2 separate regions of the Homo sapiens genome follow, and region 1 is linked to region 2. A link is an interaction called in ENCODE POLR2A ChIA-PET data of the cell type or tissue named here. Cell type or tissue: OCI-LY7. All regions are shown on one strand. Each heading gives the region's core, and the rest is flanking DNA. Links, peaks and the distances in the headings are about the cores only.

The links. Peaks named below come from ENCODE experiments on the same cell type or tissue, not always from the same donor. Only the 100,000 strongest peaks of a DNase experiment are listed, where the experiment ranks them.
Region 1: POLR2A ChIA-PET joins it to region 2 with 5 read pairs; 12 of 35 experiments call an interaction of 5 or more read pairs at or near these places.

The regions. Positions count from the first base shown.
Region 1 is chr15:90,025,253-90,037,105 of GRCh38, forward strand. The region is part of intron 1 of ZNF710 (zinc finger protein 710); the gene reads left to right. Among named protein-coding and RNA genes, the nearest start is that of MIR3174, 24 kb to the left of the region's middle. In OCI-LY7, for the core only: no CTCF peak of the experiment used is centred there; a DNase peak (open chromatin) is centred at 6,299.
Region 2 is chr15:89,883,708-89,895,560 of GRCh38, forward strand. It overlaps ARPIN-AP3S2 (ARPIN-AP3S2 readthrough), which reads right to left. Exons shown (of 10, transcript NM_001199058.2): 6 at 5,342-5,433; 7 at 4,814-4,925. It overlaps AP3S2 (adaptor related protein complex 3 subunit sigma 2), which reads right to left and starts at 10,287. Exons shown (of 6, transcript NM_005829.5): 1 at 10,174-10,287; 2 at 5,342-5,433; 3 at 4,814-4,925. The coding sequence starts at 10,242. It overlaps ARPIN (actin related protein 2/3 complex inhibitor), which reads right to left. Exons shown (of 6, transcript NM_182616.4): 6 at 11,299-11,853. MIR5009 (microRNA 5009) reads right to left here and starts at 323; the gene lies at 224-323. It also overlaps the pseudogene RNU6-1111P. RefSeq lists enhancers at 8,576-9,325, 10,318-10,467, 10,822-11,569. In OCI-LY7, for the core only: CTCF peaks have their summits at 4,685 (motif pointing left) and 4,886; no DNase peak of the experiment used is centred there.

The sequences.
Region 1 (11,853 bases), core at 5,025-7,524, 140 kb after region 2:
ATTATTCCTCAAGTTCTTCTTGGTGGCTTCCTTCACTCTCTGGCCAGGGGGAGTTTTGCAGAAATACTGTTCTAACAGCAGAGCATGTCTGTGACCAAACCTTGGGCAAATACATATTTAAAGAAATCTTATTATTAAAATAGTCAACCTTATGGTTTATGTAGACAATCTGATAAACACAGACAAGGGTAAAGACAGTACAAATTGCTCCATAATCTCACAAGCTGGAAATTACCAACACCATTTAGTACTTTTGTGTATTTCCTCACAGCCTTTTTCATTGCATATATGTAAATACACTGTATTTTAAACATGGTTACAAGCACATTGAACTTTATATCATTTTTCTTTTTCATTTGACATAACATTATGGCAAACAAAAACTTTAAAAAAGCACATGGGCTTTACAAGTGAGCATATGCTTTGCAAACATTTCTGTCAGCTACCAGTAACCAACTGCAAAAACTCATATTCTACCCAAAACAGAAATTGTGCCAGTCGGGGAGTCCTTTGATCACCATGCAGTAAACCTCGCCAAAATATTGTAAATTTAAACAAACTAAAACCCAACCACTTGAAAAAATTTAAAGCACTTAAATTGCTATTGGTTCAAGGAAGAAATAAAGAATGTACTGACAAATATTTAGAAAGCATTGAAAACTAGAATGCCACATACCCAAACCTATGGGAGACAGCTGGCACTATTCTCATAGCCTTAAATGCTTTTATTATTAAAAAGGGAGAGAGAAAAGGCAAATAAACTAAGCATTCAGCCTGAGTGCTTAGGAAAAAAAAAGAATAAAAACAGCCCCTAAGGAAAATGAGAGGGGAAAAAAATAGTAAAGATAAAGGCAGAAATCAATGAATTAAGAAACGGAAACACAGTGAAATCAGCAAACGTATCCAAGAGCTGATTCTGTTTTTAAACAAACAGTAAAGTAGCCTAACCCCTGGCAATTCTATTTGAGAAATAAAAGGGAGAAATGAGAAAAAAAACAAAACAACAACAACAACAACAAAAAAAAAAAAGGGAATGAGAAAGGGGACATTGCAATAGATACAGAGGAGATTTTAAAATAATAGAAACGTATGCACAATCATAGGCATAATTTCAAAATCTCAATTAAATGCATGCTTTTCTGAAAATATATATGTTGCTAATTGAGAAAAAATTTTCAATCCTTATCGAAGCATTGCCCCTCTACCCACCAAAGACACTGGTCCCAAGTGTTTTTGCTAGTTAATTATTTTGAATTTGATAATACTGATAATGCTAAGCTGTTCCACAGCTTAGCAAAAGATGGAGAGCTCTCCAGTTCATTCTACAAAGCAAAATAAGCCTGATATTAAACATGGCAAAGAGACTATTTTGAAGCATGAAAATGCTGGGTAGGAAATAGAATTCAATAATATATTAAACAAGTCATCCACCATAACCCAGTGGGGCAGGAGGAAAGAATAGTCAATATTAGGAAAGCTTAATATAGTAACTACGTCATGCTAATGCATTAAAAAAGTAAAACCGTATTGTTTCCAATATGTGCTGGGGAAAAATGATTAAATTGAACAACCATGTCTACCTAACCAATACAGCAAAAAAAAGGAACAGAAGGGTGCATTCTTAGCATAATAAAAAATATTTCAAACCAATAACCAATTCTGTAATTAACTTAAACACTAGAGGCATTCTTGTGGAAACCAGTAACAAAATAAGGAGGTCTGCCATCACCATCACTATTTAACATTGCTTTTAACACTCTAGTCAACATGATAATACTGAAACAGAAACATATAAATATTATAAAGAAAGAGTAAAAGTATTAAATAACAGTAAGTACAATTTACCCTCTGCCAAATCTTAGGCTAGAGGTTTATTTCCAAAGTTTAGAACCAATAGCAAAAGTCATCAAAAAATTCAACAGATTTGACTACCTTAAAAAATTGTAACTTCTTTTTCTTCTTCTGTTTTTTTTTTGGAGACAGAGTCTTGCTCTGTCGCCCAGGCTGGAGTGCAATGGCGAGATCTCAGCTCACTGCAATGTCCAACTCCTGGGTTCAAGCGATTCTCCTGCCTCAGCCTCCCAAGTAGCTGGGATCACAGGCGTGTGCCACCAACCCGGCTAATTCTTGTATTTTTAGTAGAGACGGGGTTTCACCATGTTGGTCAGGCTTGTCTCAATCTCCTGACCTTAAATGATCCACCTGCCTCGGCCTCCCAAAGTGCTAGGATTATAGACGTGAGCCATATGCCCAGCCATTGATATTTTAATTCTACCAAGATCCTATATATAGATTAGTTTTTAAAAATCAAGATTTAAATTTGAAGGCCTTGCTCATGCCTGTAATACTAGCACTTTGGGAGGCCAAGGCAGGCTGATCATTTGAGGCCAGGAGTTCAAAACCAGCCTGGCCAACATGGCAAAACCCTGTCTCTACTAAAAATACAAAAATTAGCTGGATGTGGTGGTGTGTGCCTATAGTCCCAGCTGCTCGGAAGGCTGAGGCATGAGAATCACTTGAACCTGGGAGGTTGCAGTTAGCCGAGATTGTGCCACTGTACTCTAGCCTTGGTGATGGAGTGAGACACTGTCTCGAAAAAAAAAAAAAAAGATTTAAATTTGAAGACAATATGCACAGACGATATAATTAGCAAACAAATGCCCGACCTAAAGAAAATGCCAAATGGTGAGCTCCATGAGGCTAGGAACCAGGTCAGTTCTGCGTAACAGATACTAAATTGAGTTAATATTTGTTGACTCTATTGAATTAATATTTGTTGAAGAAATTAATGAATGCAATACAAGTTTTGAAAGTATACCATTTTTAACTTTTTAAATTAGAAGAGTTTTTAAAAGATTTTATTATGAAAGAATTTCAACTATTGAGAAAAATTGAAAGTATATAACAGTAAATACCCATACACCAATGGCTGAGATATAATAGATGTTAACATTTGCCATATTTGCTTCATCTGCACAGGTATATATATTTTTTCCTGAACCATTTTGAAGAAAGTTACAGAGCACACATCATTTCTCCCTTCAATAGTTCCGCATACAAATCCTCTGTCACCCAGAACTTAGCAATCTGAATGCAGGGTATGGGAAGCTGCTGCACTGTGCTCCAAGGGTGTCTCTGCAGATTGTCCCAGTCTCTGAGAAGGTATTTAGGAGTCACCAACATGACCTGCTGATATGTAAGAGAAAAGAAAACATGCATTTATTGTGGATCATGCCCTGTGCTGGGAGTTTACCAATGGCCTCCTGTTTAAATCCTTTTTACAATTCTGCCCATATTACAGGAAGTTGAGGTTCAGAGAGGTTAAGTAACTTGCCCCAGTTGACACAGTGTCATTATTCACCAAGTCCCTTCTGACACCATCAAATTACCTGACATTTGCCTCTTCCCTTTATCTTCTCTGTGCGTGAATGCATGGAGGTGATTTGTTGGGCAGTGTGGACAGACGGGAAGCAATCTCAATGTCCTCCAGTGCAAGAATTGGCAGGCAAATGGGGATGTGTGTGAACGGTGTGACTATGAACATGGGTGATCGATTACGGACATGCAAGATGGAAAATTGCTTGTGGCATCCAGATAAGGGAAAACAAGTAGGACACCAGATTGTATACACTGTGATCAAAACCATGTGAAAAACACATGCATGAAGAGGACTGGGAAGAAATACACAAGAAGTGGTTGCATTAGGGTGAGAAGGAGTATTCATGTTTTTCTCATCCGTCTTTTTCAAACCTTTTGTAATGGGTGGTTTTATTAATTTTATAATGGAAAATGTTAATTTAAAAGCAAGTTATTTACAGTTTAGTAAGCTCATGGCAGGGAAAGGCTGTGCTCTGTTTATTGCTCTTACTTTTTCCCAACGCCTACTCCCATGCCTGGCAATTATAGAGATAATAAATGTGGGTGTGGAATGAGTGCCCACTGGGAAACCTCTCAGAGGACTTTGACCCAGGAACATATTTGCACAGGGTTTCCCTCAGCTGGAGAAGGTTTCTCTGGGAGAGCACCAGCCAGGTGTGTGTCATGGGATATATTTACAGGGTGGTGAGCTCTCCTGGTCCAACCTAAAAGGTCCCAGCAAGGTGTAGGGGCCCTTCTGGCCATTTGACATCACCAGGGCAGTTAGTGCTGATACAAACCACAGAGAATGAACAAACTCCAACTCAAACGGGAATGGATTTTATGTCATTCTGGGACTTTCAAACTTGATAATAGACCAAGCATGGTGGCTCACACATGTAATCCTAGCACTTTGGGAAGCCAAGGTGGGAGGATCGCTTGCGGCCAGGAGATTGAGACCAGCCTGGGAAAGGTAGCAAGACCCAGTCTCTACAAAAAAATTTTTTGTTCTGTTTTGTTTTTGAGACAGAGTCTCAACTCTGTCGTCTAGGCTGGAGTGCAGTGGTTTGATCTTGGCTCACTACAACCTCCACCTCCGGGTTCCAGTGATTCTCCTGCCTCAGCCTCCCGAGTAGCTGGGATTACAGGCACATGCCACCATGCCCGGCTAATTTTTCTATTTTTAGTAGAGATGGGGTTTCACCATGTTGGCCAGGCTGGTCTCAAACTCCTGACCTTAGGTGATCCGCCCACCTCGGCCTCCCAAAGTGCTGGGATTACAGGCGTGACCCACCGTGCCTGGCCAAAAAACTTTTTAGTAATTAAAAAGATCAAGCTTGATAATCACAATCATATGAGCAGTTATTAAGTGCCAGCCTAAGTGCATTTACAGACATTCCTTATTTAATTTTCACAACAGCCATTAGCATTAGCTATCGGCCGGGCACAGTGGCTCACACCTGTAATCCCAACACTTTGGGAGGCTGAGGCGGATGGATCGCCTGAGGTCAGGAGTTCGAGACCAGCCTGGCCAACATGGTGAAACCCCGTCTCTACTAAAAATACAAAATTAGCCGGATGTGGTGGTGCATGCCTGTGATCCCAGCTATTTGGGAGGCTGAGGCAGGAAAATCACTGGAACCTGGGAGGCAGAGGTTGCAGTGAGCCAATATCACGCCATTGCATTCCGGCCTGGGCAACAAGAGCAAAACTCCATCTCAAAAAAAAAAAAAAAAAAAAAAAAGAAAGAATTAGCTATCAGCTCCATTTTATAGATGAGGAAACTGAGGCACAGAGGAAGGAGGGATGGGTTTCAAGGCCGGTCTTGGTTTTGCCAAGAACTTGACTTTCAGCAAATCGTAAGCCTTCTGGGCTTTCATTTCCTTGTCTCTGAACGAAACAGCTGGCAGGAGTTGAATGCTTATCATGTGCCAGGCCCTGGCCGAACACTCTGAACATGTGCGCACAGAGTGTGTGTTAACCAGTGGGGGAGGGGGCACCAAGCAGGCCCATCTGGGTGGGAATATGAAGCCACCTTCCCAACAGGGCAGTCACATATGCCCAGTAGGAAAGAGCTGTATCTGTGCTGCAGAGAGGGTCATTTCAAATTAAAAAAAAAAAAATTGGCTGGGCGCGGTGGCTCACGCCTGTAATCCCAGCTCTTTGGGAGGCCGAGGCAGGCAGATCATGAGGTCAGGAGATCAAGACCATCCTGGCTAACACGGTGAAACCCCGTCTCTACTTAAAAAAATACAAAAAATTAGCCGGGCATGGTGGCGCGCGCCTGTAGTCCCAGCTACTTGGGAGGCTGAGGCAGGAGAATGGCGTGAACCCGGGAGGCGGAGCTTGCAGTGAGCCGAGATCCCGCCACTGCACTCCAGCCTGGGCGACAGAGCGAGACTCCGTCTCAAAAAAAAAGAAAAAAAAAAAAATGCTTAATGGATTGTTTGGTAACAAATGGATACCAACAAATACAAAATGGCCATTTCTTTTTCTTTCTTTAAAGAAACATTTGAATTGGAGGCTTAGGCTCATCTCAAGAGGTTGTGGACCCGACAGTTGGTGGTGATGGGTTTTGTTCATAAATGAGAATAATAGTTGTGAGTTTAATCCAACACATTGATTGAAGTGAATGAAAAAGAACACATAAGCTGTGTGAATATAGTGACTAATCATAGACTCTCGGGATTGAAATGTACCCTGGGGGGATCCAGGATGCAGCATCACCCGGGAGCTTATTATTAATGGAAACGAAGTATCTCTCACAGCACCCTAGACCTGCTGAAGCAGAATCTGCATTTTAGCAAGATCCCCGGGTGATTCCTCAGCACATTTGAGAAGCAGCGCTCTCATTTGTCCTGTCTCCTTTGAGGAAATCGGAAGACTAGAGAGGTTAAGTGAGGACACACAGGAAGTTCTAAAAAACTGTAACTCTGGTCTCTCAACACCAGGTCTTTGCACAGCACTTGCCCCATGGGAGAAACCCGGTTGGTTTTGTTTTTGCTTGTTTTGCATTCCCAAGACCAATTCTTGTGAGCCACTGGTCATAGCCCATCTCTCTTGTTTTCATGCAGCAGGGGCATCTTCAGTGGCCACGTCATCTCTCACTCTCTGCTGGGGAGCTTGTTAAAATGCAGTTGCCTGGGTCCAGCCCCAAATCCACTGGATCTGGGTGGGTGGGAACCAAGTGCCTGCACCTTAAAATACCCTCAGGTATTCCTAGGTGCCAGTGTTGTTACGGCCAGCTTGGGCCAGCTATGAACTGTTACAGTGGCTTTTTATTCTGAAATTAAACCTGCAGATACTTGGGCTAGTATCGACTAAAGCCCATTTTCATCTGAAGGAAGCCATCCAGCTACTAACATTATATTGTGTACTGAGTATTGACTGTGAATTTCTGTTTTTTTGAGACGGAGTCTCGCTGTCGCCCAGGCTGGAGTGCAGTGGCGCGATCTCAGCTCACTGCAACCTCTGGCTCCCAGGTTCAAGCAATTCTCTTGCCCTCAGCCTCCCAAGTAGCTGGGATTAGAGGCGCCTGCCACCACGCCTAGCTAATTTTTGTATTTTTAGTAGAGACAGAGTTTTGCCATATTGGCCAGGCTGGTCTCGAGCTCCCAACCTCAGGTGATCCTCCCGCCTCGGTCTCCCAAAGTGCTGGGATTATAGGCGTGAGCCACTGTGTCCAGCCACTGTGAATTTCTCATTAACAGAACGTTCTCTTTCAACCTCAGCTCCATGGAACTCAGCAGATCACATGTGGTTGAATGTAAATTCCAGGACATTTAAATGTATTATTTTCTATTTTTAAGAGAGAGGAGAGGCAGATTGGATGAACTTGGAAAATTAAATGGCCCCCAAAAAGTAACAATTAAGAATGTGTGTTTGGGGCTGGGCACGGTGGCTCATGCCTGCAATCACAGCACTTTGGGAGGCCTAGGCAGGAGGATCACTTGAGGTCAGGAGTTCGAGACCAGCCTGGCCAACATGGCAAAACCCCATCTCCACTAAAAATACAAAAATTAGCTGGACATGGTGGTGGGCACCTGTAATCCCAGGTACTTGGGAGGCTGAGGCAGGAGAATTGCTTGAACCCAGGAGGCAGAGGTTGCAGTGAGCTGAGATTGTGCTACTGCACTCCAGCCTGGGCAAGAGTGAGATTCCATCTCAAAAAAAAAAAAAAAAAAAGAATGTGTGTTTGGCCTGTATAGTCTTAGCTACTCAGGAGGCTAAAGCAAGAGGATTCCTTGAGTCCAGGAGTTCAAGGCCAGCATGGACAACATAGCAAGAACTTGTTTCTAAAAAAAGAAAAAAAAAGTGTGTGTTTGAAATTTGAGGCTCTGTGGCTAGAATTTTCACTTAAGAGGAAATATATATCTGCATTTAAAATTCTTTAATTTATAAACATTCTTGTGTATTCTTAGGCCAGTGCCCCACAAAAGTATGGGCCATGCACCAGTGCTGTTCTGCACAATGTTAACCAAGCAAGAGGAGGAGCTAAACATAGAAAATGGGATTGGTGTTTAGAAACTTCTGTAGTTTGACATTGGCAGGATGACATCCAAATGGGCGATTGGTGGCTTCATCTCGAACAGCGTGTGGGCCAGGGTGAGCACTGTTGACCCCACGTGGCAGGACTCAGGACTAAACTGCTTGTTGATGTTAGATCTGAGAGGGATTAAGGATTAAGATGAATCAAACTGACCTTTCACCACAGAGTTTGAGAAGCACTGGGGATGTTAAAGGTGGGGAAAGTTTGCAGCGGGAGGTGTGCTTTTTAAGCTTAGGAAGTGGAAAGCAGGAGAAGAGTTGGACAGGCAGAAGTCTTCTCGCTCCCACTTCACCCTCGAGATCCCAACAGGCCAGTTCAGGCAGAAAGGGGTTGGCTCCTAGGCTAGCCGGCTACTCCACGTTGAGCCTTCTGCCTTGTCCCATATGTTCCTTTTTCCTGTTTTTTTAGAGACAGGTTCTCACTCTGTTGCCCAGGCTGGAGTGCAGTGTCTGTTCACAGGCATGATCATAGCTCACTGCAGCCTTGACCTCCTGGGCCTGAGCGATCCTCCCAACTCAGCCTCCCAAGTAGCTGGGACCATAGGCATTCGCTACCATGCCCAGCTTGTCCCATAGACTTGGTTTGACTCTGGTCACAGAGCCTGGGGAGAAACTCCTTGATTCAAGGCAGAGCAAGGTGGTTTAAGAGATGGCCTTCTGAGTCCTGCCTGGCCTGGGTATGGAAACGTGGGCGCTACCAGCTGTGCAAGCTTGGCCCACTGACTTTCTTTCTTTGCCCCTCAGAGTTTAGAAAATGGGAATGGCTGGATGCGGTGGCTCATGCCTGTAATCCCAGCACTTCTGAAGGCCGAGGCAGGCAGATCACTTGAGGTCAGGAGTTCAAGACCAGCTTGGCTAACATGGTGAAACCCTGTCTTTACTAAAAGTACAAAAATTAGCTGGGCGTGGTAGCAGCTGTAGTCCCAGCTACTCGGGAGGCTGAGGTGGGAGAATCGCTTGAACCCAGGAGGCAGAGGTTGCAGTGAGCCGAGATCGCATCATTGTACTCCAGCCTGGGTGACAGAGTGAGACTCTGTCTCAAAAAAAAAGAAAAGAAAAGAAAAGAAAAGAAAACAGGTGAACGACAGTCACTCCTGGAGGGGTTCTTCTGCCAGATAGAAACAAGATATCACATGCAAGAGGCTCTACACATGGTCTGCACTCAGGAAAGGGAGGAATTCTTTGTGCTGTTTTGTCTATGTTATTTGAAAAAGTGGATTGCATTGTGGGTCCCCAGAAGTTGCCAGCTGTCCTTCCTGTTTCCAAATTCCTGTGTGTGTGTGTGTGTGTGTGTGTGTGTGTGTGTGTGTGTGTGTGTATTCTGTGCCTGTGGTGGTGGTGGCCATGGTGTCGGCAGCAGCAGGGTTGTCAGGAAACAACCATCGGTTTCCTGCTGATTAACTCAGTTCCTGGAGGGCCCTCCCTAGCAGCAGGGGAAGCCTGGCAGCTTGGCTGAGCCTCCTCCGGCCTCTGCCTCACCCGCCAGCTCTTCTCACCCCTTCTGAGAGGCCCGCCTGCTCTCCTGCTACCCTAGAGCCCAGGACACCCTTGCAGGCCTTCTGAGCCTTCTTTGTTCTGGCCGTGGGTGGGGCACCCGGCTCCACCTGCCTCAGGTTTTGCCTGCAGGTGCATTTCCTTTGCACACCTGGCGCCTGTTGGGGACTTAGACCTCTTCCACATCGCCCCAAGGTCGGGCTGAAGAGATTTGGATCTTCTGAGTTGCAAGCTCCCAGAAACGATGCTGTTAGGACCCTCTGTTCACTCAGAGAAAGAGGCTTGATGGCCGGAGCCCCAGGGCTTCCCTGCTGGTAGAAGGGGTGTCTGGAGGGCCTCTGCCTTCCGTCATCAGAAGGAGGTTCTAGCAAGGTAAAGAGGCCCGTATAGTACTGGGATTTTGGATCCCTTGAGTGAAGGACCAGGCAGAGAAGGGGAGCACTGCTGGAGGATGTCGGGGGCTGGGCCAGGCTGGGCACAGGCACATGGCCATGGTGATTGACCGCATTTGCCTCACCACTTCACGTGGGGACCTGGCAACCACACAATGGCCCTGGGGCATGGTGTGGGGGCTGAGACATGAGGCAATGGTCTTGGTCTCAAACACCCCAGCTTCCGGCTGCTGGGCGTCACTGACTTGCTGTGGCTTCCTGGCCTGGCTCAGCATTGGCCGTCCGGCTCCTGCAGCAGTGACATCTCCACTCTGGACCCATGAGCCCATCAGCTCTTGGTGGACAGGTTTGCACAGTTGCCCCTGCTGCCTGTGCAGTGAGCTGGCTGCGGAAGGCAGGACTCCCAGGGCTAGGAGGGTATTAGCAGGCTGGCTTTCGGGCCTCAGCACCATCGTGCTTCTTATGTGCCGGGACAGGATCAGGACCATGTTGTGCCTAACATCCGGCAGACCCTGGTAGCTTCTTAAATGATGACACTTTCCAGCACTCACATATCTCATCTGAGTTAGGCCGGGCTCTCTAGCTGGGGCGGGAAGCCCCGCACTTCCTAATACCTGGTGGCTGAGTCAACAACATGGGGACGTGTATTTGGATAGCAAACAGCGATCAGCAGCGGAGCCAGCCTGCTGCCTTCCTGCACCCGCCTTCTAGCAAAAATGTCCTCTGGAAAGGTCAGCCAGGACTGGCTACATAATTTTCAGGACCAGGTGTAAAATGAAAATGCAGGTCTCATGTTTAAAAGTCAGTAAAATTTAAAGAACAGCAGAGCACGAAACCAAATGTGAGCCCTTCCTTCTACACGTGGGGCCCCAGGCAGTGGCACCATTGCATGCCCCCAAGGCAGCCTGGAGTCAGCGTTTCCCAGCCTTGTGAAGTCCTCATGCTTCCAAGGGTGGCAGGATTGGGTCCTCTTTGGTAGAAGAGCTGCTTGGCATCCTGAGACGCACTCGCCCCATCCGGCCCCACAAGCAGCTTTCTCAAGAGCTGGAGTGACTTCCACTTCGAAGCGCAAGCACTTCACCTTCTCCTTTTTGTTCTTCTCTACCCTGTTTCCTTCTTTCTTTGTGAACTCAGAAAGCTTTGAGACTCCCCTCCCGTTCCTCCTTTCTTCCCCTCCACTCTTGCCGCCCGCCCCCCACCCCCTCCGCCTCTGTTTCTCTCTCCCTCTTTCCCTTGCTTTTATCTGGGGGAACCCCTTTCACAGGTTTGCTGTATAACATTTCTCTTCCATTCACTTGGCGCTGTTCGATTTTAATGTTCCTTTGAATGACACCAGGCGAGTGCTCCTTGGGTTTCCGAAGCCTCTCTCTGAAGTGGCTGGAGCCAGCGTCTTCCCCACCGAGGGACGTCCCTTCAGTGGCCTCTGGCTCTGTCCAGATGGTCTCTCCCCATTGGGAGCCTGGAATGAATTCTCATTGTGAGCATTCATCACTCACCACCTCCTCCCCACATTCAGCTGTCAGTCCTACTGGCCGCAGTGGAAAGAAAGCCTGCTCCATTATTTCTAGTGACAGACCTGGCCATCATTCCCAAGGTCTGTGGCTCCCATGCAGGCCTCGAGCTGGGGGTGGGGCAGGGCATGGGAAAGGGTTAAATAGATAAGCCCAAGACACAGTCCTGGCCCCCCTCATCCTCTTCACACAGGAACCAGAAGGGTCTTCAGCAACATGCATGGGATCGTGTTACTTCTGGCTTCCCATGCCTGAGAATGGCATCCAGACATGGCCTTCAAGGCTCTGTCTGCCTCGGTGACCCCATCTCCAGCCACTGTTCCCAGTTCACATCGGGGAATTCTCCGGCCCTCCTAGAGAGGCAGCCCAGGTTGCTAAAGAGGCACTTCAAGCACATTTCAAAGAACGCAAGAATTCTGGAGAGGTGGAGAGCAGGAGAATAGCACAAGCAAGAGCCAGCTCCAGGGTCAGGCTGGAGATGGGAGGTCAGGCATGGTGGGGAGGACGGGAAGTGGGGCTGGGTTCAAAGCCTGGCTCAGCTTGGAGGACCT
Region 2 (11,853 bases), core at 4,170-6,669:
CCTACAGATTTCACCCTTGAGATAACATTGGCTCTGGTTCTTGGCTCTTGGTTTTGAAACTAAAATTGATTGCTTCAAGGAAAGTAAACTAGGTGATAAGGGGAAAGGGGAAGAAGGATATTTTTCACTATACAGGTTGAACACTTAAAATCCAAAAACCTGAAATCCAAAACACTGCAAAATCCAAAATTTTTGAGTGCCAACATGATGCTCAAAGGAAATGCTTATTGGTCATTTCAGGTTTTGGACTTTCAGATTTAGGATAAGTATAATGCAAATATCCCCAAATCTGAAAAAGTCCAAAATCCAAAACACTTCTGGTCCCAAACATTTCAAAGGGATATTCAACCTGTATACTCATAGTGTGCCTCTGAATTCTGAACCACATAACTATATTCATTTCTTCAGAAAGTAAACAGTTACATTAATAAATGTGTACTTTTAATCAAAAATGCTTCTTATTCCAGTTTGAGTGTATTTAATATAATTTGTATAATCGCTCCTCTCAGCAACTACTAATTTTTATTATATTAGTTTTTCTTACTGCTATAATAGACTATTAATTTTTCTTTGTTATACTGACTTGCATTCTTGGGATAAATACTATTTGGACACAATGTATAATTCTTCTATTTAATAGTATGCAGTTTTCCTGCTAAAGAAATAATTTTAGGGCTAGAAAAGAATATCTAGTATCTTTGTAGATTAAAAAAAAACCACTCAACACACAGAAGAGACAAAATGCAAAACAAACAAAAACCCTTAAGGCCAATAAAGCCTAGATGATTTGTTTAAGGTCACACTGCTTGTTAATGGCAGAGTCAAAAAGAAAAAAAAGGCAGGTCTCACAATCCCTTGGTTCAACTGATTGTCGGCTAAGATTTTACTTAGTAAGTAATTTTGTACCAGTACTAATACGCAATATTTGACGAACATCTTCCCCTTTTTTTTTTTTTTTGAGATAGAGTCTCACTCTATCACCCAGGCTGGAGTGCAGTGGCGCAATCTCGGCTCACTGCAACCTCCGCCTCCCAGCTCAAGCGATTCTTCTGCCTCAGCCTCCCGTGTAGCTGGGACTACAGGCGCATGCCACCACACCCAGCTAATTTTTTTTGTATTTTTAGTAGAGACAAGGTTTCACCATATTGGCCTGGCTGGTCTCGAACTCCTGACCTCGTGATCCTCCTGCCTCGGCCCCCAAAGTGCTGGGATCACAGGCGTGAGCCGCTGTGCCTGGCCCATCTTCCTTTTTAGAGTCAGGTTTTTGGATGATAACCAATTTATTCCATAAAATGCGCTTAGGTAGTAGGATTCCTTGTTCTAAGTTTTAAAAAATAACTTAATGTAACATCCAGGTTTTAATGTACTTCAACTTTAAAAAATTCTACTGTGACCCCATTAGGGAGTCAGTTCTTTTTTTAACATCTATTATTTCATCCTAATATTATTTCAGTGCCTTTATGTTGACCTCATTTGGGCAGTTTTTTGTTCTTGTTTTTTTTTTTGAGATAGAGTCTCGCTCTATTGCCCAGGCTGGAGTGTAATGGTGTGATCTCAGCTCACTGCAACCTCTGCCTCCCAGGTTCAGGTGATTCTCATGCCTTGGCTACCCAAACAGCCAAGCAGCTGGGATTACAGGCATGTGCCACCATGCCCAGCTAATTTTTCTATTTTTAGTAGAGACGAAGTTTCACCATGTTGGTCAGGCTGGTCTCAAACTCCTGGTCTCAAGTGATCCACCCTCCTTGGCCTCCCAAAGTGCTAGGATTACAGGCATGTGCCACTGCCCCAGGCCAGAGCAGTTATTTTTGTAGTCGGCTATTTCAAATATATTGGTAGTATAACTATGTATATATCATCCCTTTAAAACAATGTTTTCTATTTCTGACTTCTATCTTCTTTATATCAATTAGGCCAACTATTTATTAATTTTTATTGTCTTTTCAAAGATCAGATGGGTCCAGTGGTTCACACCTGTAATCCCAGCAATTTGGGAGGCCAAAGTGGGAAGACTGCCTGAGCTGAGATGTTCGAGACCAGCCTGGACAACATGGTGAGACTTCATCTCTAAAAAATTCAAAAAATTAGCCAGATGTGGTGACGCATGCCTGTAGGCCCCATTACTCAGGAGACTGAGGTAGGAGGATGGGTTGAGCCTGGGAGATGGAGGCTGCAGTGAGCTGTGATCACACTACTGCACTACAGTTTGAGAGCAAGACCTTGTCTCAAAAAAAAAAAAAAAAAAAAAATCAAACTTTTTAGTTCCTATTATTTTTACATTTTACTTATCTGATCTTACCAAATCCAATGTACAATGTACACTAAATATTTAATAAGTGTCTATTAAATTATAAAGTTAGAGGCCGGGCGCAGTGGTTCACACCTGTAATCCCAGCACTTTGGGAGGCCGAGGCGGGCGGATCACAAGGTCAGGATATCGAGACCATCTTGGCCAACATGGTGAAACCCTGTCGCTACTAAAACTACAAAAATTAGCTGGGCATGTGCCTGTAATCCCAGCTACTCGAGAGGCTGAGTAAGGCAGGAGAATCGCTTGAACCAGGGAGTCGGAGGTTGTGGTGAGCTGAGATCGTGCCACTGCACTCTAGACTGGCAACAGAGCAAGACTCCATCTCAAAAAAAATAAATAAATAAAAAAGTAAAAAAAGTTATAAAGTTAGTCTTTTTGTATTGTTAATACAAATCTCCAAGGTCCATTTTCTCTAATAACTGTGGCCCAATTTTTTTTTCTCTTTTAAAAAATTTTCTTTATTTTTTATAATATGGAATGCTTCACCAATTTGCATGTCATCCTTGCATAGTGGCAATGCTAATCTTTTCTGCACTGGTACACTTTTAGAATATATGCTGCTGAGGCAAGCACTCCATCCCAATTTTTAAAATACATTATCACTATATTTCCTTAATTTTCAAATAAACTCGTATTATGTACACATTTCTATAGCCTGCTACATACAGTTAACAGTACTATAAAGCACATTCTCACATTTGAATTCTACAACCTAATATCACTTTTCAGATGGTAGATTCATGACCCAAACCCAGATTTTCTGATGCTAGATCTTGAGCTTTTTTTCTTTTTTTGAGACAGGGTCTCACTCTGTTGCCCAGGCTGGAGTGGAGTGGCACAATCTTGGCTCACTGCAACCTCCGCCTCCTGGGTTCATGCGATTCTCCCACCTCAACCTCCCAAGTAGCTGGGAGTACAGGCATATGCCACCAGGCCCAGCTAATTTTTTGTATTTTTAGTAGAGACATGGTTTTACCATGCTGACCACGTTGGTCTCAAATTCCTGGCCTCAAGTGATCCACCCACCTTGGCCTCCCAAAGTGCTGGGATTACAGGTGTGAGCCACTGCACCCCGCCTTGAGCTCTTTCTATTATGCTGATTATCAATGTCCAATCTGACTCAGGTTTTAAGAAAGTATTTAAAAATTATCTCCGAGATGCATCTGTTTTAGATGGGTTCATCTTTATTTATATTTTTATGTATAAGTGAATACGACGTATGAAATTTTTAATTATCCTACAAAACTATATATTCAAAATTTCAATTTATTTGTTCCAAGATATATTTAGCTTTTAAACTTTTATCTTAAGAAAACAAATTTTGTTCTAAGCATTTATTTATGTATTTATTTTTATTATTATTTTTTTTTTGAGACGGAGTCTCGCCCTGTCACCCAGGCTGGAGTGCAGTGGTGCGATCTCGGCTCACTGCAACCTCTGCCTCCCGGGTTCAAGCAAGTCTCCTGCCCCAGCCTCCCGAGTAGCTGGGATTACTGGCACGTGCCACTACGCCCGGCTAATTCTTGTATTTTTAGTAGAGACCGGGTTTCACCACATTGGTCAGGCTGGTCTTGAACTCTTGATCCATCTGCCTCGGCCTCCCAAAATGCTGAGATTACAGGCATGAGCCACCGCACCCGGCCTATTTATTTTTAATTTATTATTTTTTTGAGACGGAGTCTCACTCTGTTGCCCAGGCTGGAGTGCAGTGGCATGATCTCGGCTCACTGCAACCTCCACATCCCAGGTTCAAATAATTCTCCTGCTTCAGCCACCTGAGTAGCTGGGACTGCAGGTGCACACCACCATGCCTGGATAATTTTTGTATTTTTAGTAGAGATGGGTTTTCACCACATTGGCCAGGTTGGTCTCAAAATCCTGACCTCAAGTGATCCGCCCGCCTTGGCCTCCCAAAGTGCTGGGATTATAGGCATGAGCCTATAAGCCCATAGGTGGAAAAGAAAATTCTATAGCTGTAAAATGTACATGTCTGGCCTGTTGTAAGCATTTAAAGTTTACATTTTATAGCTATAGAATTTTCTTTTCCACAATTGTTGTTACTTAAGTTTTCAATGTAGCATCTATTTGAGTGCTTTCTACCTATGGGCTTATTCAAGTACTTAAAAGAAGCTCATCTAGAATCTCACATATAAAACGATGAAATAATGCTAAATAAATAGTTCCCAAGCTAGGGTCCCTACACATCTCAGTTTTCATGAAGGTAATAAAGACAATCTGTAAGCAGACTGTGGGCCACCACACCCGGCCAAAGTATAAATTTGTAAATGAAAACCAAGGGCAGTGCAAGGGCTAGATAGAAACCAATAAATCTAAAAGTGCTGAGGGTTTCTCAGGAGCTCTCCCAGAGCACCATCTGGTGGACATCTGGCAACTTTTACTAGTATCAATAAGGAGATGGACACAAGGTTCTACAGGCTGGTTACTCAAAAATCCCGTGGAAACTCTCTAAAGCTGCTGCCATCATTAGCTGACTACACATACCTGGATGAGGTCCAAGATTCCAAGTTCACTCTCTGAGGAATCCACACAAAATACAAAGTAGAGGGTAGCATAGTGCCGGTAGATCAGTTTGTAGTCAGAGCCACCAATCAAACTGCAGAAGATGGGAAACATTTAAATGCCCACAGCTTAATTAAACACATCAAAAAGAAACCTTGTGCCAAAGAATGAGAAAGGACCCACTGGAAAGGAGAAGGCCAAACGCTAGAAGCAGGCCATTCTTACTAGGTGAATGGCAACCAAGTTTGGCAGAGGTACCTAAAGCCACCTTACCTCACCTCTTCTCCTGCCTATCCTCCCGGGGATCAATCATCTAAATGAGCAATATCAGAAGCACAATAATTGAACTGCGCCCCAAAGAGAATTGTGTCTCTCCCTGAGCAGATCATGGTGAGACCAGCTAAAGTTGCATCAAGTACCCACCTGACACTTGAGTACTGTCAGAAGATGCAATAATGAAGGCCACTCACAAGTGGATATATGGGGAGAAAAATGAAGCTGACAGTTTACCTTCCACCCTCCAAGAAGTTACAGATGTTGTCATCCCGCTTGAGGACTAGATGGAAAGTCTCTCGAACAATCTGCTGTTGAATTTCTTCTGGCTATGAAACAAAAAGATAAGTGAATCAGTGGGCAAGCCTGAAAAACTACATCCCATCCATGGGGATGGACAAGGGAAGAAGTGTTTCTAAGCTGGGAACATCTAAACATTTAGTACTTGTTTCTAGAAATGATAAAAATGATGAGAAAAAATAGGAGTGAATCTATGAAAGATGGGTGACAATGCTCTGATACAGGAATTAAGATAGGGTATATTTACCTAAATATCTAAGTCACTAACCATTACTGTCCTATAGGTAAGCTGATATTTAAACAAGAAAAGGAACATTGATAAACTCTCATACAAAGTCAGAGAATAACTGGAAGGCCTGATCCTGAAATATTTTGTCTTCCCCTGGAAAACATCTATGACAAAGATATAATAAATCTCAACAGGTCTAACATTTTAAGAAGGTCAAGATGTGGGCCAGGCACAGTGGCTCACGCCTGAAATTCCAGCACTTTAGGAGGCAGATCACAAGGTCAGGAGTTCGAGACCAGCCTGACCAATATGGTGAAACCCCATCTCTACTAAAAATACAAAAAAAAACAAAACAAAATAAAACAAAAAAACAATTAGCTGGGCGTGGTGGCGCATGCCTGTAATCCCAGCTACTCGGGAGGCTGAGGCAGGAGAACTGCTTGAACCCAGGAAGCGGAGGTTACAGTGAGCCGAGATCACGCCACTGCACTCCAGCATGGGCGACAGAGTGAGACTCCATCTCAAAAAAAAAAAAAAAAAAAAAAAAAGGTCAAGAAGTAATCATGTAAATGTTTTAAAAAGTTATATTGGCAAATACAGCTGCCATCTTTTGTACTGGTAATATAGATACTACATATAAGATGCTGTGTTACTCACCAACAAAGTATTATTGAGAAAAATAGATTACAGATTAAAATTTTGAACAGTTACAAATAAAATGTATTATTATTATTTTTAGACAGAGTCTTGTTCTGTTGCCCAGGCAGTGGTGTGATCACAGCTCATTGCAACCTCCACCTCCGGGTTCAAGCGATTCTCCTGCCTCAGCCTCCCCAGTGGCTGAGATTACAGGTATGTGCCACCATGCCCGGCTAATTTTTGTATTTATAGTAGAGATGGGGTTTCACCATGTTGGTCAGGCTGGTCTTGAACTCCTGACCTCAAGTGATCCACCTGCTTTGGCCTCCCAAAGTGCTGGGATTACAGGTGTGAGCCACCATGTCTGGCCTTATTTTTTCACTTACTACGTGCATAAGAAAGCTCAACTCTGATGAAATCACTTTGATAACTCACCTTTGATTTCTAATTATACATATGAGTTTCAGAAGAAGTATGGTTAAAAGGGTAAGAGAGGGAGAAACCAGCAATTAAGACAGATAATAACTTAAAGCTCTAGAGCATTGCTTCTCAAATCTTCATTTGCAATGAATCAGCTGTGAATGCTGTTAAAATACAGATTCGGATTTAGCAGGTATAGGTTAAGTCCTGAGATGCAAGTCTAGTAAGCACCCAGGCAATAACATTTCTGCTGGTCTGGGGACCACACTTTGAGTAACGAATCATAAGAAAACCTTCAAATTGGACTTGCCCCAAGAGTTAGAAAATAGGTTCAAGTAATTTTAATCCCTTTCTTTCTATAGCCCTGAATTTAGCTTTGAAATGGTTATTTAAAAGAAACAGAGAGGGGAAAAAAGGGAAAACGTAATTGTGGGGAAATTACTTTGACTCACATGGGTATGGAATGGCTCACAGTATTTACTGACTGAATGAAAACTTGCTAATCATTGGTCACTACAAATTTGAGTAAATTAATCACTATTTTCCTCATTTCCATTTAAAGAACAAACAAAGCTCACAGATGACAGGATGCTGTAGGAGACGAACTCTATATATGCAAAATACAAAACATGCTAAGCATCAGCACTTTTTAAAACTGACAAAGACATCTTTTGAACTAAAGCCTTTTATCTGACTCTGGGGGAAGTGGCAGCAGTGGGGAAGTGGTACGAAATGATGAGGCTACCTAATTTCTAGTTCAATAAAAAGGTAAACTACCAATTGCTTACATGCCTCAGTGATTTTAATAACCCCTCATATCTTTTTAGTACTCTGTAGTTTTCAAGGTACTTTCATCCATGAGCTCATGAGGTCTTATAAAAATCCTATGATCCAAAGATACACGAATGGGCAATAAGCACATGAAAAGATGCTCAACATCATTAGTCATTTTGGAAACTGAAATCAAAACCACAATGAGCTGGGTGCGGTGGCTCACGCCTGTAATCCCTGCACTTTGGGAGGCCAAGACGGGCAGATTACTTGTGGTCAGGAGTTCGAGACCAGCCTGGCCAACACAGCGAAACCCCATCTCTACTAAAAATACAAAAATTAGCCAGGCATGGTCGTGGGCACCTGTAATCCTAGCTACTCAGGAGACTGAGGCAGGAGAATCACTTGAACCCGGGAGGCAGAGGTTACAGTGAACCGAGATCACGCCACTGCAGCCTGGGAGATAGAGTGAGATTCAGTCTCGGAGGGAAAAAAAAAAGCCACAGTGAGATACCACTTTACACCCACTAAAATGTCTTTAACCAAAAATAAATAAATAAATAACGAATGGCAGGGATGTGAAGAAACTGGAATCATTATACATTGCTGATGGAAATGTAAAATGGTGCAGCCACTTGGAAAATTTGTCAAATAGTTTGCAGTTTCTCAAAATGTTCACCACAGTTACCATATGATCCAGCAATTCTACTCCTAGGTATATAACCAAGAGAAATGAAGTCATAAGTCCACATAAAAACTTGCACAAGAATGTTCATAGCAGCATTAATTAGAAGAGCCAAAAAGCAGAAATATCAACTTATAAATTGACAATCAAAATATGGCATATCCATATAATGGAATATTATTCAGCAATAAAAGAAATGAAGAACATCAGATACATGCTACAACATGGATGAATCTTGAAAACATTATACTACATGAAACATGGCAGACACACAAAAAACCACTTATTTATGATTCCATTTATAGGCAACGGAATAGGCAAATTCCATTTGCCATTCTGGAACTGGCAAATTTAGAGGGAAAGAAACTCTCTGGGGCTGGGAGAGTCATGGAGAAATAGGGAGTGACTGCTAATGGGCAGAGGTTTCTTTTTGGGGTGATGAAAATGATCTAAAATTGATTGTGGTGATGGTTACACAGCTTCTGTGAACATGCTAAAAAACACTGAATTGTCCCCTTTAAATAAGTAAACTGGGGCCGGACACAGTGGCTCATGCCTGTAATCCCAGCACTTTGGGAGGCTGAGTCCGGTGGATTGCTTGAGCCCAGGAGTTCAAGACCAGCCTGGGCAACATAGAAAGACCCCGTCTCTATAAGTAAATAACATAAAATAAATAAGTAAACAGTATGGCATGTTAGTTTTATCTCAGTAACCCTGTTAGAAAAAAACTAGGGGGGAAATTTGCATACACACAAATGCAAATACAAATAGTTACGCTGAATACTCATATACATACATATATATATATACTTTTTTGTGTGTGTGTGTGATGGAGTCTCGCTCTTTCGCCCAGGCTGGAGTGCAGTGGCGCTATCTTGGCTCACTGCAAGCTCCGCCTCCCGGGCTCACGCCATTCTCCTGCCTCAGCCTCCTGAGTAGCTGGGACTTGGAGGTGCCCGCCACCGCGCTTGGCTAATTTTTTGTATTTTTAGTAGAGACGGGGTTTCACCGTGTTAGCCAGGATGGTCTCCATCTCCTGACCTCGTGATCCGCCCGCCTCGGCCTCCCAAAGTGCTGGGATTACAGGCGTGAGCCACCGCGCCCGGCCTGAATACTCATATTTTTACCTCGATGTAATCTACTTAATAAAATGTAATCTAGCTTTAAAAATCTTATGAAGGAGTAAAATTATTTTTTCATTTCTAATTGACAAAAGACAATAAAAGTCTGAAAAGGGTTTATTAACTTGTCAACAGACGCAAGAGTAGAAAAGGTGGAGCTGAAGCCTGAACACGTTTTCTGGCTCTTTCCCCTCTTCAGTTCCACCAGTCCCCCAATTATGTAACATTTTGAAACCCTGCCATGAAGAAATATAATCTTCGAAGACAGGAAGCAAATACTGATGTTTATGTGTTTGCAAAGGAACGTGTTGGGAAAATTCAAATTTACGTAATCACTTATTGAGCCCTTATGCGGCAGCATTTATAATTTCTCATCATTTTTCCACTTTTAAACTGATTTTCTTCAACCCTAAGAGTGAAGGGTATCTAGTCTCTGGAAAGTCCCAGCCAACACTGAAGCAAAATAATTCCAAAAAAAAAAGAACTTTTCCAGTTCTGGCTATAACAAAAACTTTCAGAAACTTAATATTTCTTCCTCATGAAACTGTGGTCAACAACCAAAAAGATGACAGAATGTGACTTCAATCACTCAAGTTCTCATCGAGGCACACTCCCCACTGTCGCTTCTATCTCGTTCCCAGAGACCCACGGGAAAATGTCACAAAATGGCACAGAAATGCCAGGATCAAGAAAAGGGTCAGCGAGAGCGGGGCAGTAGGGCGGGAGACAGAAGGCCTGGCACCAGCCTGCGCCTAGATTAAATGCTTAAGTAGGGCGAGGGTCATGCTCGGTGCAGGAGCCCCAGGTGACCAAAGAGCGGTGCCCCCGGGCGCCGAGAGGCCAAAGAGGAGGGAAGACATAGTGGGCGCCCTGAAGGGGCGTGGTGAAGCCGGGCCGCACTCACGAAACGCTGGTAGAAGCGGACTAGCCGTGGCTTCCCATGGTTGTTGAAAACCAGAATCGCCTGAATCATCTTTGCCAGCCACGGTTCTCTCAGCACCGGCTACTCCCAGAAAGCTCCTCCTTCCGCCACAACACGATCACTTCCGGTTGGTGCGCTGCTGAGAGCGGCACTCGGAAACTTGGCCCCGGCGCTCACGAGCCCTAGCACCCAAGGGTCCGGCCTCTCTGACGCCTTGGAGGGCAGGTGCGGATGCCGAGGAGAGTGGTCACCTCGGCCAGCGTTGGTTGGCCAGTCAGGATGCGAATCCGGATCTATGTCCCTCGCCCAGACCGACGGCTGGCCCCAGAAGCCGAAACGACCGTCAGCCGGGTTGCCAAAACGGAGAGGCGGCGGGAGCTTGCTTTTCTCACCGCCCGCTCCAAATCATGCACTCCCGCCATCCCCTTAGCGCTCGCAGAACGTTCCGCGGAGTGGAGACGCCGGTCATTCGGCCGTTCGTCGGTTATGGAACATTTCGTTCATTTTAATTTTTCAGTATTATAATGCTGCAGTGAATTACGTAGCTGTCTCTCCGTGCAGATGGGCTGTTCCTCTATGGTAGACGGTGAATGGTGGAATTAAGGAATTTTTAGTGCATTTCCATTTAAAATCCCAAATCGATCAAGTTCTTATTTTTGTTTGTTCTTTTAATGACCCAGTGTGGGTGAAGTGGAGCATGTCCGTATACTGCAGATGGAGCAGCGGATACAGATGCAAATCGATCCAGAGGACTGTTTGGCGATATGGATCAGAAGCCTTTAAAATATATAACAGTCCGGGCGCGGTGGCTCACGCCTGTAATCCCAGCACTTTGGGAGGCCGAGGCGGGCGGCTCACTTGAGGTCAGCAGTTCGAGACCAGCCTGGCCAACAAGGTGAAACCCCGCCTCTACTAAAATTACAAAAATTAGCCGGTTGTGGTGGCGCGCGCCTGTAGTCCCAGATACTTGGGAGACTGAGGCAGGAGAATGGCTTGAACCCGGGAGGCGGAGGTTGCAGTGAGCTGAGATCACACCACACTGCACTCCAGCCTGGGTGACAGATATATAACATATATATATATATATATAAAACATTAGACTCAGCGTTTCCAGCTCTAGAATTTATGATAAAATGATTGTGGATGTGTGAAAAGATTTAGCCTGAGGAACATACATTTCTGCCAGAGTATCTTCAGAACAGTAAAAAAAAGAAGAAAAAAATATATATCTCAGCAGTGTTATTACAGGGGAAAATGGGAAGAAAATTATTACAAAAATGAGAAATTGGTTAAGTGCATTGTTCTACATTGAATATGAGAAATATTAAATAGATAATAAAAATCATGCTGGGAAAGATTTATGATACGGAAGTGTTCATGACACCTGTTAAGCTAAAAGATTACACAAAGTATGTACAGGGACAACCCACTTTGCTCAAGATTGGAGGCAAATACACCAAAATATGAATCATGTATCTGATGGAATGGCAGAGTCAGGGTGTTTGATCTGTACAGGACCCTGGAACCACACTGCCCTGATTCAAAGCATGGTTCTGCGGACTGCCTGGGCACCCTGGGCAAGTTTCCCCATCTGTAGAAAAGGTGTAATATCAGTTTCCTAAACTGGAAAACTGGAAAATGAGTCTACTGACTTCAGACAGT